2 separate regions of the Homo sapiens genome follow, and region 1 is linked to region 2. The links are chromatin contacts, found by Hi-C or POLR2A ChIA-PET in ENCODE. All regions are on one chromosome and are shown on one strand. The core of a region is the stretch at or near the end of the contact, and the rest is flanking DNA. Distances in the headings are between cores, read along the strand shown.

What was found. A loop is a pair of places that touch in the nucleus more often than their neighbours do. ChIA-PET counts read pairs that join two places held with the same protein, here RNA polymerase II (POLR2A). Pooled maps may share reads with other maps.
Region 1: a pooled map shows a loop between it and region 2 (2.2-fold over the local background). The contact joins the enhancer-like site here to the promoter of LINC02265 in region 2. A Hi-C loop is called at or near these places in 2 of 50 pooled maps. POLR2A ChIA-PET finds 5 or more read pairs at or near these places in 4 of 52 experiments (A549, CD8-positive, alpha-beta memory T cell, PC-9 and 1 more).

The regions. Positions count from the first base shown.
Region 1 is chr4:39,944,478-39,949,164 of GRCh38, reverse strand. All of the region lies in intron 2 of PDS5A (PDS5 cohesin associated factor A), which reads left to right. Among named protein-coding and RNA genes, the nearest start is that of PDS5A, 31 kb to the left of the region's middle. Within about 2 kb of position 2,769, at least 6 of the 41 ENCODE cell types and tissues checked have a DNase peak (open chromatin) inside an H3K27ac peak, as active enhancers do.
Region 2 is chr4:40,305,935-40,310,651 of GRCh38, reverse strand. LINC02265 (long intergenic non-protein coding RNA 2265) reads right to left here and starts at 3,467. Exons shown (of 4, transcript NR_121641.1): 1 at 3,166-3,467; 2 at 2,324-2,375. RefSeq lists enhancers at 16-654, 1-724, 655-1,293, 2,298-2,427, 2,998-3,047 and a silencer at 1,066-1,360.

The DNA of each region.
Region 1 (4,687 bases), core at 1,520-4,019, 360 kb after region 2:
ACACCTGGCTATCTTTTTTTTTTTTGGTGTTTTTTGTAGAGACAGGGTTTCACTATGTTGCCCAGTCTCAAAATCCTGTGCTCAGGTGATCTCTGGCCTTGGTCTCCCAAAGTACTGTGATTACAGGTGTGAGCCACCATGCCTGGCTTTCATTATACCTTTTATGGCCAGATAATACTGTAGTGTATAGGTGTACCAAATTTTGTTTATCCGTTTGTTAGTTGATAATAAATGGGGTTGGGCTGGGCTCAGTGGCTCACACCTCTAATTCCAGAACTTTGGGAGGCCAAGGTGGGCAGATAATCTGAGGTCAAGAATTCAAGACCAGCCTGGCCAACATGGTGAAATGCCATCTCAACTAAAAATAGAAAAATTATCCGGGCATGGTGGCACATGCCTTTAATCCCAGCTACTCAGGAGGCTGAGGCAGGAAAATTGCTTGAAGCCAGGAGGCAGAGGTTGCAGTGAGCTGAGATGGCACCACTGCACTCCAGCCTGGGCAGCAGAGTGAGACTCGGTCTTTAAAAAAAAAAAAAAAAAAAATCCAGGCGTGGTAGCTCACACGTGTAATCCCAGCACTTTGGGAGGCCGAGGCAGGTGGATCATGAGGTCAGCAGTTCAAGACCAGCCTGGCCAAGATGGTAAAACCCCATCTCTACTAAAAATACAAAAATTAGCAGGGCCTGGTGGTAGGCGCCTATAAACCCAGCTACTCGGGAGGCTGAGGCAGAGAATTGCTTGAACCCGGGAGGCGGAGGTTGCAGTAATGCAGTGAGCCGAGGTCGCACCATTGCACTCCAGCCTGGGTGACAGAGCAAGACTCCATCTCAAAAAAAAAAAAAAAAAAAAAAAGGTTTGATTCACCTTTTGGCTATTGTGAATAATGCTGCTATAAACATTCTTGTGCAAATTTCTCTTTTCTTTTTCTTTCTTTCTTTTTTTTTTTTTTTTTTTGAGACGGGATATCTTGCTGTGTTGCCTACCTCCTGAGCTTAAGGAATCCTGCTGCCTCAGTCTTTCAAGTAGCTGAGACTACTGGTACGTGCTACCATACCCAGCTAATTTTTAAATCTTTAGTAGAAATGGGGTCTTGCAGTTGTTGCCCAGGCTAGTCTTGCATTCCTTGTCTCAAGGCATCCTCCCTCCTTGTCTTTCCAAATTGCTAAGATCATGGGAGTGAGCCACCATTCCTGGCTTATGTGCAAATTTTTGTGTGGACATTGCCATTATTTGGATAAGGTTTGTCCTCACCAAAACTTATGTTGAAGTTTGGTTCTCATTGCAGCAGTGTTGGGAATTGGGGCCTACTGGGAGGTGTTCCATCATGGGGCCAGTCCCTCATGAATAGATAATGCCATCTTGTGAGAGTGAGTTCTCACTCTTCTGGGACTGGATTAGTTACCCAAAAAGTGGGTTCTTATAAACAAGCTTGGTCCAACTCACAGCCCGTGGGTCACATGTGACCCAGGATGGCTTTGAATGTGGCCCAACACACATTCATAAACTTTCTTAAAACATTATGAGACTATTGTGCAATTTTTTTTGTTTGTTTTAAGGTTATTAGCTATCATTAGTGTTAGTGTACTTTATGTGTGGTCCAAGACAATTCTTCTTCCAGTGTGGCCCAGGGAAGCCAAAGGATTGGACACTACTGTTAGAAAGCAGGTTTACTCCCTCATGTTTATTTCATGTTTCCTCTCTCTTTTTTTTCCCCCCTTTCAGACAGTCTCTCTCTCACCCAGACTGGAGTGCAGTGGCATGATCTTGGCTCACTGCAGCCTCCGCCTCCCGGTTCAAGTTATCTGCCTCAGTCTCCTGAGTAGCTGGGAGTACAGGCACATGCCACCATCCCAGGCTAATTTTTTGTATTTTTAGTAGAGATGGGGTTTCACAATGTTAGCTAGGCTGGTCTTGAGCTCTTGACCTCAAGTGGTCCGCCAGCATCACCCTCCCAAATTGCTGGGATTACAGGCGTGAACCACCATGCCTGGTCATGTTTGTTTAATTTCTTTGTCAGATTATTCATTCCAAGTGTATAGAAATAGGATTTTTAAAAAACATATTTTAATTAATTTTTTTTTCTCAATAGAGATAGGGTCTTCCTGTGTTGCCCAGGCTGATCTCGAACTCATGGGCCTGAAGTAATTCCCCTCACCTCATCCCCTCACAGTGCTGGTTTTACAGATGTGAGCCACCACTTCCAGCCTATAGTAGTCCTTTATGATCAGTTTTATTTATTTCTCTTTTTCCCAAGACACAAGTCTTGCTGCAACGCCCAGGCTGGAGTGCAGTGGTGCAATCTTGGCTCACTGCAATCCACACCTCCTGGGTTGAAGCGATTCTCCTGCCTCAGCCTCCCAAGTAGCTAGGATTACAGGTGCCCGCCACGCCTGACTGATTTTTTGTATTTTTAGTAGAGACAGGGTTTCACCATATTGCCCAGGCTGGTCTCGAACTCCTGACCTCAAGTGATCCGCTTGTCTTGGCCTCCCAAAGTTCTGGGATTACAGGCATGAGCCACCACGCCTGGCCAATGGGTTTTATTTCTGTAAGGTAATTAGTAACATGTCTATTTTCATTCTGAATGTAGTAATTTGGTCTTTTTTTCTTGGTCAGTCTAGCTGAAAAGTCGTCAGTTTTGTTGATGTTTTCAAAGAACCAGCTTTTTGTTTCCCTTTCTCTAGCTGCCATCATGTTCTTCTGGGTGGTAATATTTTTGGCAACTGATATAGGAAGGCGATGCCCACTTCTGCTTCTCTGCCACTGTCTGCTTTTTCCCACCACCCGTTTCTCATCGTGCCTGTAGGGGAATTTCCCTATACTTACTGTTGATTTTCCTCTAAACTCTCACTGCTCCTGCCATAATTAATTCCATCTGCCTTTTTCCCACATATGTACGCTTGTCTGCTTGAATCTCTTTTCCTTTCCTTTTTTTTTCTTTCTTTTTTTTTTTTTATTGAGATGAAGTCTCACTCCATCACCCAGGTTTGAGTGCAGTGATGTGATCTCAGCTCACTGTAACCTCTGCCTCCTGGGTTCAAGCGATTCTCCTGCCTCAACCTCCCAAGTATATGGGATTACAGACACCTGCCACCATGCCCAGCTAATTTTTGTGTTTTTAGTAGAGACGAGGTTTCGCCTTGTTGGCCAGGCTGGTCTCGAACTCCTGACCTCAAGTGATCCCCCCCTCCCTCCACGGCCTCCCAAAGTGCTAGGATTACAGGCGTGAGCCACTGCGCCTGTCCTGCTTTTTTTTCTTTCAACTCTTAATCCGTTTAACCTTAGAAAAACTGCTGTGTTTTATTTTATTTTTGAGCAAAAACACCTTACATAATGTTTGATCATTTTAAGCATAAGGCAAACGATTTACCTTTATGAAGGAAAAGGAAAGCCAGAGTACTTGACATTCAGTTAATGGATTAAGAGATCTATTAAGTTGCTAGATGCTCCCATCTAAATTTTCTACTGTAGTCTTCATCTAACTAAATTGTGACAAAGTAGGCTTTTTGAGTTTGCCTGGGAACATAATCACTTAGTAGTTATAACTAATACAGTACAGTTTTTATAGTATAATGTGTGTATTTCAGTAGTCATTTGGGGAAGCATTCCTCCTACTATACTATATGTAACATATAGGTAAGAGTACTAAGCAGTGAGTGACTAGCTACATTGCCTGCATTTAATTTTTTTTTTTTTTTTTTTTTTTGAGGCAGTCTCGCTCTGTCGCCCAGGCTGGAGTGCAATGGCGTGATCTCTGCTCACTGCAAGCTCCACTTCCCGGGTTCATGCCATTCTCCTGCCTCAGCCTCCCTAGTAGCTGGAACTATAGGCGCCTGCCACCACGCCTGGCTAATTTTTTGTATTTTTAGTAGAGACGGGGGTTTCACCATGTTAGCCAGGATGGTCTCGATCTCCTGACCTCATGATCCGCCCACCTTGGCCTTCCAAAGTGCTGGGATTACAGGTGTGAGCCACTGCACCCGGCCGCCTGCATTTAGATTTTTATGCCCTTGGACAACTTATTTGGCCTGTTTCCTCATCTGTTAAACGGGGGTATTAATAATAATGCTTCTCATAGATATCATTGTATTACATAAGTTAATAGTGTATTCAAATTATTTGAAATGTACCTGACGCATAGCAGGAACACAATACATGTTAGCAGCTATTAGTACTATTGCAAGTGGTTCCTATAAACAAATAGGCTTTAAGAATTAAGAATTTGTAAAGAAAATAAAATGGAAACAGTTTGAGCTGTAAAGAAAAAAAGAATAGAGGATTTATTATGTGAGGGTCAAAATATAGAATGATTTGTTTGTATCATATCGTCTTCACTCGTTTTATTCTTCCATCTTACAAATACCCAAAGATTAGAGAGCATCTGAGGTTATGTTAAAACCAAGTCTCAAAGCCTTTGAACCCGCCATGCATGTATCAAACTCTCAGCTTTTTGTTTTTTTTTTTTTTTTTGAGATGGAGTTTCGCCGTTGTTGCCCGGGCTGGAGTGTAGTGGTGTGATCTTGGCTCACTGCAACCTCCGCCTCCCAGGTTCAAGCGATTCTCCTACCTCAGCCTCCCGAGTAGCTGGTATTACAGGCATGCACCACCAAGCCTGGCTAAGTTTTTGTATTTTTAGTAGAGACGGGCTTTCTCCATGTTGGTCAGGCTGGTGTGAAACTCCTGACCT
Region 2 (4,717 bases), core at 2,218-4,717:
TTTGTATTTTTAGTACAGATGGGGTTTCACTGTGTTGTCCAGGCTGGTCTCGAACTCCTGACCTCTGGTGATCCTCTCACTTTGGCCTCCGAAAGTGCTGAGATTACAGGCATGTGCCACCGCACCTGGCCAGTGAGCACTTTAAAGAACTAGAATGTACCCTTCTCTGTTCCTTTCCTCCTGACCAGTGACTGAAACGCTGAACCAAGCTTGGAGCTGGAGCAGCCATTTTGGGCCACGAGGTAGAAGCCATGTGTTGAAGAGAATGGAACAAGATGGAAGAAACCTGGTGATCAGGGAGCCGCCATAACAGTCTTGGGTTGTCTCTGTTTACATGAGAGGTAAATAAATTATTATTATTATTATTATTATTTTGAGATGCAGTATCGCTCTGTCACCCAGGCTGGAGTGCAGTGGCACGATCTCAGCTCACTACAACCTCCACCTAAGCAATTCGCTTGCCTCAGCCTCCCGAGTAGCTGGGACTATGGGTACCTGCCACCAGGCCTGGCTAATTTTTGTATTTTTGGTAGAGATGGGCTTTCACCATGTTGACTAGGCTGGTCTCGAACTCCTGGCCTCAAGTGATCCACCCACCTCGGCCTCCCAATGTGCTGGGATTGCAGGCATGAGCCATCACACCCAGCCTTTATTATATCCAGTGATTTAACAAAAACCACTTATATTTGGGGTTCTCAGTTATAAGTATTATGTTCGAACACAGAAAGTGAAACTATTTGAAAGTTTCTTGTAGAATTGGCTGGGAAGAAAGGCAATTCATTCCCTTTGAAGGATTTCATTCCCGGGATGTGGCTGCCTGCTTAAAGAGCAGGTTCCATTCTGTAGAGGAAGCTTGGGAGACAAGGAAAGACCCTCATTTCAAAAATATAGCCACTTCACTTCCTGCTGACTTGAGTTTTTGTTTTGTTAAACTGGTTTCTCTTTTAAAACAAATGTCCCCTCAGTAAACTAAGCTCATTTGTTGTTCACACCTGAGAACCAGAGCATCCTCTGCTGATTAGTAAGGAGTTTGGGGGAAGGGGAGTTGCGACTAGGCTGCAGGAGGAAGTGACACTTGGGGGAGGATAGGCCAAGGTGGTGGGATTGATGGGACTCGGAAAGTCCCTGAAAGCAGGGAAACAAAGAAGTGGGAGAAGGGCCAGACAGGGTCGCGCTCACGCTCTAAATCGCACTGGCTCGGCTTTGACTTGCTCTCAAGACACTGGGAACAGCGCGTGAACACCAGAGGGCAGCAGCGCAAGATGAAATTAACAGGGACTCTTCACAGGGCCCCTGGCTTCAGGTCTCAGGGAGAGCCAGCCTTCCCATCCAACCTGGATCTGCCTGGTTTCCTTTGTCCAAAGTCAACCAGGGTGGAAGACTTCAACCAAAGTGGGCAGGGCCCACTTTCATACACATTCCTTCAGGGATTCCTGGTGATGGTCGTTCCCCCTCTCTAGTCCACTGATGCCATCTCTATCACACATTTAACATTGTATTAAAATAGTCTTTAATGTGGGTTATATATGCTTCTTACCTAGCCACACCCTAAGCAATCAGACCTGTGAAATGATGATTTTGGTGTGCTGGTGTGTGTATGTTATAATTATTACATTAGAATATCTATATCACCAGAAAATCATCTATCACCTATAGGATGTATATCACACTTGGAAAAATGTTGCATTACTTCATTAAATTCCCCCCAATGACCCAATGAAGAAAGTGATATTATTCTCCCCATTTTCTAGATGAGGAAACTGAGGCTCAGAGAGGTTAAATATCTTCCTCAAGAATTTTCGCCAGAGCTGGGATTTGAACCAAGGTCTGCTTGACTTAGAAGGCAGTGGTCCTTGCTTTCTCCCGAGGAGAAGGGAGCAGAGATACCTAAAGATGCCTGACTCCCAATCCCATGGGAACATGCCCCCTGCGGGCTCACTTCCTCTCCTCTTTGTCTTCAATTTCTAAGAATGTCTTCTTTTCACTAAAACAAAACACTCCAGAATGCATTCTGCATGAATAAAGACTGCCAACTCCATGGCAGAAATAACATACCTTTTGGGAATGTTTATCACTTCTAAAATGATGATAAAGAAATTCAACAGTTTGTATTTCTGGACGAACTAGGGGAGAAGAGGAAATAAAGTATCTACAGAGTATCACAACACACCTACAGGAAGCTGAGCAAAGTAGACTAATCACACTGGGCCCGGAGGACGGCTGGTAACAGAAACCTCAACGTTTATCTGAAGTGACTGCTCATCCCCGGGCACCACGGTGACAGGTGTGATAGAAAGATAAAACCCTAGACTCTGCTGCTCACCTGCCGTTGGGCCTTGGTCAAGCCACTTCTCTCTGAGCTTCAACTGCCCCATCTGTAAGAGGATAACAATTCCGGCCTCAGGGGGTCATCATAGCAACAAATGAGGAACCTGTAAATTAGTGCGAAAACACCCCACTTACTACTACTGTTTTTAAATGATTGTGAGAGTAAAAAGGGCCTTCGTGTTCAGAACCCAATCAGCTTAGAGTGAATTGTAGCACTTGGCAAATACTGCCTTTTCTGCTTGGAAACTTCACTTAAAAAGAAAAAAAAAATGAGGTCAAAGAGCGATTCCTAAAGCAAAAGAAAATTGCTAAACTTTAGACTATTCCTGACCCCAAAGTCCTCCTTCAGACCATGTTTCCCCTTTTTCACTCATATCTAGCCCAACATGCATAAATCCTTGCTTCTACCAGAGGGCCACACAGAGGAATGGACAGACAGGAAGAGTCTTTGCCCAATTAGTTTCACTTCCTCCCTGGCACCCCATGGTCACAGCCCTGGAGAATTGTTTTCTGCGGCGCTGAGGGCTACATTTTCGTTTTAACCAGCGCAAGGTAGGCAAGAGACTTAAGTCAGAGAGCTTGATGATGTAATGAATTTGCCAGCTGCCAACGACACTAGGACCTCATCACATTTCTTTGTTTTCCTTTCTAACCCCAAATCTAGCAGGCATCCCTGTTCTCATTAACAAAGCCTCCTATTAGCACCATTGCTCCCTAACTACCATCGGACCTCACAGGGAGAAGTTCTGTATCGAGAACAGTAGAGCAAAAAGACAGGAGGAAAGCAAGTCCCCAACATCATGCAGCCCACATACTAGCTCTGGATGGCTTACGTACGATGAAATCTCCAAGATGCCTTCCAAAAACCAGATGACCCTGTCCTTTCTGGAACTACCGCCGTCCCTTGTAACTCTGTAAGCTTCATTTCCAACCTCATCCTGCTCTAACTCGAGCACAAACATAAGTCTGTAGAACCACAGTGGCCTTGGGGGCATCATTCTCTTTGCCTTGTCAACATTTCTATTTTATATCCCTCCCTGCTCCTGTCTAGAGGTTGGTACTCAGTCTCCTGAGACTCATCTTATAGATAGAGCTTGATGGACCACGGGGAGAGGGCATCACTCCTGCTACAGTCTGAATGCACACACCTGGGGCCCAGCTGCCCAACCTTCCACCGCTGAAGTTCAAACAGTTGCATCTTAGACAACTCCTCCACTTCTAATCAGCCCAGCATAGAGGGAGTTTGGAGGTGTCAGACACCCATCAATGGCTGAGAGAGAAAGAAATATAGTGAAAGACCTGTTAGCAGTTCTGTTGTGCCCAACAGAACTCTCATTTGTCTTATGTCTAAAAAGCTGGCCATTGACTTTCAACAGGATTTCACTGATGCTATTAGAAAATATTTTACCACTAAATGAAAATAAAGATAAACTGCCTTTCTGAAGATGCAAAAGGTAAGAGATAATACATAAAAATGCAAGTTGATCAAATTTCACTTGATGTTTGATGACCCTCAGTGTCCCAGAACATTGCTTTGGGAATTATTTTCTCCTTTGATCTTGCAGAACAGTGTGAATGGACATAGAGGCCATTTGTATAAAAGAGGAACCTAAGGACGTAGGGGAAAACAAAAGAATCTGTCAGGGATGGGAAAAGCACACCCATTTAAATATGCAGAAACCTTAATGCCAGTGTCTGGCTAGCTATTAAGCAGTAATTCCTTCTCTATCCCTTATCATATCTACCAGTTACTCTGCAAGATTCTTCAGTGTAAAGAGCACTGTAAAATGTATTTTTCAGATTTATCTCGTCTTTTTGCCAGATCAGCCCACCCCATGCATATCTGCCAGCTGCCTCTTACACAATCCCTCAGAGCCCACGGAGCTGCACTGTGGGCCCTCAGATGATCTGATGCAGGTATAGAACCCCTCCCCCACATTCTTTTCTTGCTAGCTTGCCTCCATTACAAACCATCTTCCTCACTCAGATATTTTCAATCCTGGTAGTTTTTGCTTGTTTGTTTGAGACAGGGTTTCACGCTGTCACCCAGGCTGGAGTGCAGTGGTGCAATCATAGCTCACTGCAGCCTTGACCTCCTGGGCTCAAGTGATTCTCCTTCCTCAGCCTCCCAAAGTGCTGGGTTTACAGGCGTGAGCCACTGCACCTGACTTCCCCAGCAGTTTTGACCGTGATCTCATTTGCCTCTTTCTCCTGATTAGGCCAGCATTAGAGCATCCAAGAGGCTGCATAATATGGAATAAACATAGGTCATTAGATTTAAATCAAAATTCTGGCTTTTTACTTCCTAGCGATGCAAGCTTTGTTGAGTTCCTTAACTTTTCTTAGCACTTCTGCTTTTTAAAAAAAGTTGCTATAATACTAAATCGTA